Linked DNA regions of Homo sapiens: region 1 is linked to region 2. A link is a contact called in ENCODE Hi-C data. All regions are on one chromosome and are shown on one strand. Each heading gives the region's core, a stretch centred on a gene start or an enhancer-like site at or near the end of the contact. The rest is flanking DNA. Distances are from core to core; before and after follow the strand shown.

Region 1 (3,204 bases), core at 177-2,676, 2.1 Mb after region 2:
GGGGTAGTATGGAAGCATACAGCATTTACAAAACTGGCAAAAAATAAAATAAGTCAAGGGGAGGCTCAGATTCTTTCTTTGGACAAAGGTGGGCTTTGAGGAAAGATCCTCACTCATCAGAGGCCGAGCCCTACACTAACCACAGTAATTTGTATTGATACCCAATTTAGTTCAGGAGCTATAAAAATGTATGTTTGCGGCCAGGCGTGGTGGTTCATGCCTGTAATACCAGCACTTTGGGAGGCCAAGGCGGGTGGATCACGAGGTCATGAGATCGAGACCATCCTGGCTAACACGGTGAAACCCCATCTCTACTAAAAATACAAAAAATTAGCTGGGCACGGTGGCGGATACCTGTAGTCCCAGCTACTCCAGAGGCTGAGGCAGGAGAATGGCGTGAACCCGGGAGGCGGAGCTTGCAGTGAGTCGAGATAGCGCCACTACACTCCCGCCTGGGAGAAAGAGTGAGACTCCGTCTCAAAAAAAAAAAAAAGTATGTTTGCATTATTGCACATAAAAATTAAAAATTGAGAGCTATTTGTATTCATCTATTGAGAGAAACGGTCTCTGGGGGTTAGGATGGGGACCTGTCCCCATTATAGACCCGTTCTGGTCTATAATTTACCTAAGACGAGAGCAGAAAGGGTTTTAAATGCTGATCCTAAGTTGTCGTCGGAGGGCAGTACCCCAGAGGACAGGGGAATCATTCCTAACACTGGCAGGGGCCAGAGGCTGACAGCTGGCATTGAACACCTGAATGTCAGGATATTACTCGCCTCTCTCTAATTCTTCCCAATAGAGCGGATACACTCTGGACTCCCTGGGGTGGAGCAGCTACATGGGCAGTTTGTACTTGTTCCTCTTGTCTCTTCATCTGCCCATAAGCCCAAGGCACTCAGAGTCTTCCCTCACTGACACCCAGCAAGCCGGTGAACACACCGGCCCACTGCATTGGGAAGCCCTTTCCTTTTGCTAAGGACTGCATTCGTCTATGCTGCATCTTGAGGCTGTGCAGTATCACCTCCCCTCCTCCATGGTTTTTCTTCTCTAGGCCTAGCAGGCAAGGGAGAAGGAGAGATGCCAGAAGCCTCTGTCTTTCCTTCCCCATTCGTTTCTTACTGAGTCTTGGAGTTAAATTGTTAGTTAGTGCCGGGCGTGTGGCTCACACCTGTAATCTCAGCACTTTGGGAGGCAAAGGTGGGCGAATCAACTGAGATCAGGAGTTTGAAACCACCCTGGCCAACATGGTGAAACTCCATCTCTACTAAACATACAAAAATTACCTGGGCGTGGTGGGGGGGCCCTGTGGTCCCAGCTACATGGGAGGCTGAGGCAGGAGAATCACTTGAACCCGGGAGGCAGAGGTTGCAGTGAGCTGAGATCACGCCACTTCCCTCCAGCCTGGGCAACAGAGTGGGAGTCCATCTCAAAAAAAAAAAAAAAAAAAAGAGGAAAGAATGCCAATTCATGATTTAAAAGTAAAATCAAATAGACTCCAGCTGTCAACTTAGCATATTCACAGTAGGTCCAGCACCGCTTATATCTAATGTTTCATAGTTCATAATGGAGTAACATTCATAGTTACTGAAGTTTAGATAAAAGAAGTGTCACCCTCTATGGCAACCCCTCCCCTGAAACACACATGGACTCTAGTCTAGCCATGGGCTCAATACTGTTTTAAGCATTGCTACTACACTACCACCAAATCTCAGTTTCTAACAGGGGGCAAAGAGCATTTTTAGAAGACGCTTAGTAACAGAAAAATTAACCAAGGGAAGAACAATCTTAATTACGGGATATTTTTACTGGAATGTAGACATTACTTTTGAATATATAGGACAATAGAAATTGCATCAAAGCAATGCTGCCTAACAGACACAGCAGGAAACTTATTGGCATGGCCAGGCTAGTATATTTTCTCATTAGTATATCAACTAATTATAGGAAAAGTACTGTTTCTAAAGTGCTTGAAACATTTGCCTACGTCACTGTTCTCTTTTTCAATGACCTCCTTCATAAAGTCAAACTCTAGCCCAAACTTAAGCCCATCTCACTGCATATTGTAAAGAATGGATTCTGAATGAATTAACAGAAATGCTTTTATATAGGAGGTTGCAGAGATTCTCTTGCAGTCAATGTCTAGAGGAGCTGACCCTCAGGCATCACTCAGAGGAAGTCCCAGCCAAGATTCACAGATCTGTATGTAGCCTTCGGTCAATATCACAGTGTACATCAGGAGTCTCAAGTTCATTGCACAGAACTGGTCCTGTAGCAGGGAAGACTCAGAATTCCTGAGTTTTCTCCTTATGGTGACTCCTCAGGGATAGCCACCATCTTAAATCCAGGAATGGGGCCCAGCTGGGAATGGAGAAAGTTGCAGGCCCACATGCTCCCTGGACGGAAGTCACACGGAGCCTCTGTGCGGGCACCTGAGAAGCTGCCAGAACACCTGCCCAGCAGCAGTGCATCCTCCCCACTCAGTGTCCATCTGCCATCTAGACATGGAGGAGGAAAAGAAAAGAGACAAATATGAACACACTTTGGTTTTCCCACTGTGCATCTCTATGCACAGCTCACACGCACACCCATGGGAGGAGGCGAGGGGGAGCAGCATGGAAGCTCAGCCACCCCTCTGTGTGTGGCCAGGGCAGCCATCACTGGTCCTGCTCTTTTCCTGGGAAGGCATCCCCCATGCTACCTGGAGGTACAGGGTTAGTCATGCCTTTCACCGCTGAGTGTGCTCTGCTGAGCCAAGGACAACCTCCACCCACACTCCCTTTGACTCCCCTCATCCCCAGCTGTTCTTCGTGACTCTGACCCATCCTCCCCTCCATTCCAGTCATTTCTCAAAAATGACACCCTCACATACCACACCGCTGAGAAGGAGAGGAATGTGAGAATGATCACAACAGCCAGGGAACCCAGTCCAACACCCGCCATCTGCAGCAGCATGAGTGACGAATCTGTGGGACAAAACCACAGGCTTAGCCCAGAGTGCACGGCATCACCACCTCCCAGGAGGCACACACCCCACTGTGCTCAATCCATTTTAACCCAGAGCTTGGCCCCATTTAACAAAGAATCCCAAGAATGCCCAACATGCCTGTGTGTCCCCTGAGTTGGCCCTGTGGATATGCAGCCTCAGGAAATTACAGTTACAAGGTATTTCTGAAAAGGAAGTGTAAAGCCAGACCATGTTAAAGT
Region 2 (3,287 bases), core at 577-3,076:
AGGACCAGGCAAGGGAAAAGGCAACCCAGCCAGGAGGAAATGTGTAAGCAAACCATGAAGCTCCTGTGTGTGGTGATGGGGACCCGGTGATGATGTTGTGATCTGTTTTGTTTTTTGTTGGAGACTAGATTTGGGATGGGGTTTCAAGGGACTTGGAGTCCAAGTTGACCTGTTTAGGTGCCAGGCAGAGCAGAGGCACTAAAACTATCTGGGCAGGGAGGATGAAAAGATCAGTGTCGGCAGAAAGATCAATCTGGGGCATCGTAGAAAATGGATTGAATGGTGCCATACCAGAGGTTCAAGGCAGCCAGGGCAGTGTTGCACAAGTCCTAGACTAAACTAGGATGGTGGCTGTGCAAAAGAAAAGGGAGAGATGGAGACTAATTTCAGAAGAGCCTTGATAGACTTAAGATATCAAGGAAGAGGTGGCAAAGTGTTAAATGTTTAGCAGAATAGCTCAACCCTGGAGCCAGGTACCCTGCATTTAGTACTGCTAATGTTCTAATACCAGTACTGCTGCTTATGAGCTTGTGTGACCTTGAGTGAATGACTTAATCTTTCTGTCCTGTTTCTTCCTCTATCACATAACAATGAATGACAAAGTAGTGCCTCTCTCACAAGGCTGTCATGAAGGTTAAAGGAGTCAATATTTGTAAAGATCTTACAATAGTATTCAGCACAGAATATATGCTTGCTATTTTTTATCTTTTAAATCTGGATGGTTGGTACGTTGGTGTCTGTTACGTTATTTTTTGGTGTTTGAATATTTTAAAGCATGACCTTAAAATAATGTACTTTCAAAACAGTCTTGCTAAGCAGTGCTTCTTAAAGCTTAACATGCATGTGAAATGTTTGGCAGTCTTGTGAAAATGCAGGTTCTGGTTCAGTAGGTCTCAGGCGGTACTCAATGGTCTGTGTTTGTAGCAAGCTCCCAGGTGGTCTGGTGCCGCGGGTCTGCCGGCCACTCCTTGAGTAGCAAAGTTGTTAAGGAACGGAGTTCCATCACGGTGTTTCTAGGATTGTTCTGGTTGTCTTTTGCCACATAACAAATCATCCAAACCTAGAAGCTAAAACGAAAATGATTTATGTTCTATGCTGTTGTTGTTATTATTATCTCTTGCAGTTCAGCTATGTAGTTCTTGGGATCTGTCACAAGCTGGTGGTTAGATGTAGCTGGGGCAAGAGTCAAGAGTCATCCTGAAGGCTTCCTCCCCCTCGTGTCCGGTGGTAGATGCTGGCTGGCTGTTGGGACCTCAGCTGGGGCTGTCAGCGAGAACATCTCCCCAGGGCATCTCCATGTGGCAAGGGGCTCTTCACAGCTCAGCAGCTGTATCTCAAGACAGAGAACCAGGCAGAAGATGTATTACCTTTTCTTGCCCAGCCTCCAAGTCTCACAGCATCGCTTCTGCCACCTTCTATGTATTAGAAGCAAGGCACTAAGGCCAGCCCATATGCAAGGGTAGCGCAGTGAGACTCCGTGTCTTTTTTTTTTTTTTTTGAGACAGAGTTTCATTCTGTTGCCCAGGCTAGAGTGCAGTGGCACGATCTTGGCTCACTGCAACCTCCACTTGCTGGGTTCAAGTGATTCTTGTGCCTCAGACTCCCGAGTAGCTGTGACTACAGGCAGGCGCCACCACACCCAGCTAATTTTTGTATTTTTAGTGGAGATGGGATTTCACCATATTGGCCACGCTGGTCTCAAACTCCTGAATTCAGGTGATCTGCCCGCCTTGGCCTCCCAAAGTGTTGGGGTTACAGGCGTGAGCCACCGCACTTGGCTGAGACTCCATGTCTTGAAGGGAGAAGTGTCAAAGAATTTTTAGACATGTCTCAAAACCACCACAATGGCCTGCTTAAGGAAGCTCTGGGAGGAACAGAAAGTGGTGGATGAGTCAACCAGGGAAAGTTGACTTTGTTGTGTTTAAATTTGTGGGTTTGGGGTACCATGAAGACCACTTGAAGTTATTCTCCAACAGGCAGGATGGTGTGTGAGTATCTGAGTATCTATCTCTCACACCAGATCATAAGCTTCTTGAAAGCAAGGACTTGGTCTTTTTCTCTGCAATAGTTCTGGTGTCTACCACAGTGCTTGGCACACAAAAGTGACCCAAACAATGTTTGTTTGATGAGGGAATGAATAAATGAATGAATGAATGAATGGTAAAGGATTTAGGACTGAGGCTGTGTGGTCTGAAGAAGAAAGGATACTGGAATTCTGGAAATCTCTCCCAGAACAGTCCTCTCTGGCACTTCTCCCAGGGAGAGGGACTCCTGCATTTGCTCAGAGGCCACCATGGCCCTGGGGGTCTGGCCTGCCTGCTTTGCAACTTGAGGCCCTCGCGTACCCCATAGGCTGTGGAAGGCCTGGATCTGCTGGGAAACCTCCTTCTTCCACTAAATGGAAACTGGAATTCCAGGAGAAAGCAAAAATCAACAAGAGCTATTTTGATTATAATGATATCTCATTTCTAAGCAGCTCTCTCTATTTCCTGTTTATAGCCCAAACTGAGAGCAGAAGCGACTAGATCTCTCAGTGAAAGGTTTTCTCCGAAGACGTCTAGCTATATCATCAACAGGAAACAGTACTCTCCCAAGACAAAAGTCCCTGTCTCTGGCCACTCTGTTGGGTTTCATTGCACCCTACAAAGGGAGGTGGGAAACCTGGGTTTCTGAAAGAGGCCCTGATTTTGTGTTAGCCTTCAGCATCTACCACTTGTACCCAGCTCCCAGTCCCCCAAATTTCTGGGGACTCCATGTGAAATCAATGCACAGGAATTGTGGGGGGAAGCCCTAAGGAGTCCAGCCGCGATTTTCAGCGCGATTTTCAGGGCAGCTACATTTCACTTCAAAACTCCCAGTAAGTCTGCCACTAAGACCCCTGGAAAGGCTGGCTATGTCAGCCCTCTGTCTTCATTAGAAGAATCTCAGGATTTCTTCCAGTGACAGAACATGATCCTCAGATTCCAGGGAGTGACCCCAGACCCAGTTCCTCTCCGGGCTATAAAACTGTGGAGTGTGACACAGACAGAGAGACTGTGGTAATTTAGAGACTAAGAAAAAAACTGACTAGAAAGCAACTGAACAGAACAGCTGCAGGAATGTAAAATGCAAGACCCTCTGATCTGACAGTCTTTTCCTGCACCTCTACAAATGTGCGTGCACACACACACACACACACACACACGACTCCCAGAAAGGACCCTCTGAAGACAGGACATTTCAGCTGACATCTGAAAGATGAGGAAGGCAGCCATGCCAAGAGTATTCCAGAAAGAAGGAACAGGGTT

Evidence for each region. A loop is a pair of places that touch in the nucleus more often than their neighbours do. Pooled maps may share reads with other maps.
Region 1: a map with no recorded cell type shows a loop between it and region 2 (8-fold over the local background). The contact joins the promoter of LINC02977 here to the enhancer-like site in region 2. A Hi-C loop is called at or near these places in 6 of 37 single-sample maps with no recorded cell type and 6 of 50 pooled maps.

What each region holds. Positions count from the first base shown.
Region 1 is chr9:112,038,998-112,042,201 of GRCh38, forward strand. It overlaps LINC02977 (long intergenic non-protein coding RNA 2977), which reads right to left and starts at 1,427. Exons shown (of 3, transcript NR_186812.1): 1 at 1-1,427. It overlaps SUSD1 (sushi domain containing 1), which reads right to left. Exons shown (of 17, transcript NM_022486.5): 16 at 2,870-2,963; 17 at 1,786-2,495. The coding sequence ends at 2,495. RefSeq lists enhancers at 2,035-2,674, 2,070-3,204, 2,675-3,204.
Region 2 is chr9:109,965,930-109,969,216 of GRCh38, forward strand. All of the region lies in intron 6 of PALM2AKAP2 (PALM2 and AKAP2 fusion), which reads left to right. Among named protein-coding and RNA genes, the nearest start is that of PALM2AKAP2, 190 kb to the left of the region's middle. RefSeq lists enhancers at 869-968, 1,649-1,698, 1,709-1,828, 2,219-2,288. Within about 2 kb of position 1,827, at least 9 of the 41 ENCODE cell types and tissues checked have a DNase peak (open chromatin) inside an H3K27ac peak, as active enhancers do.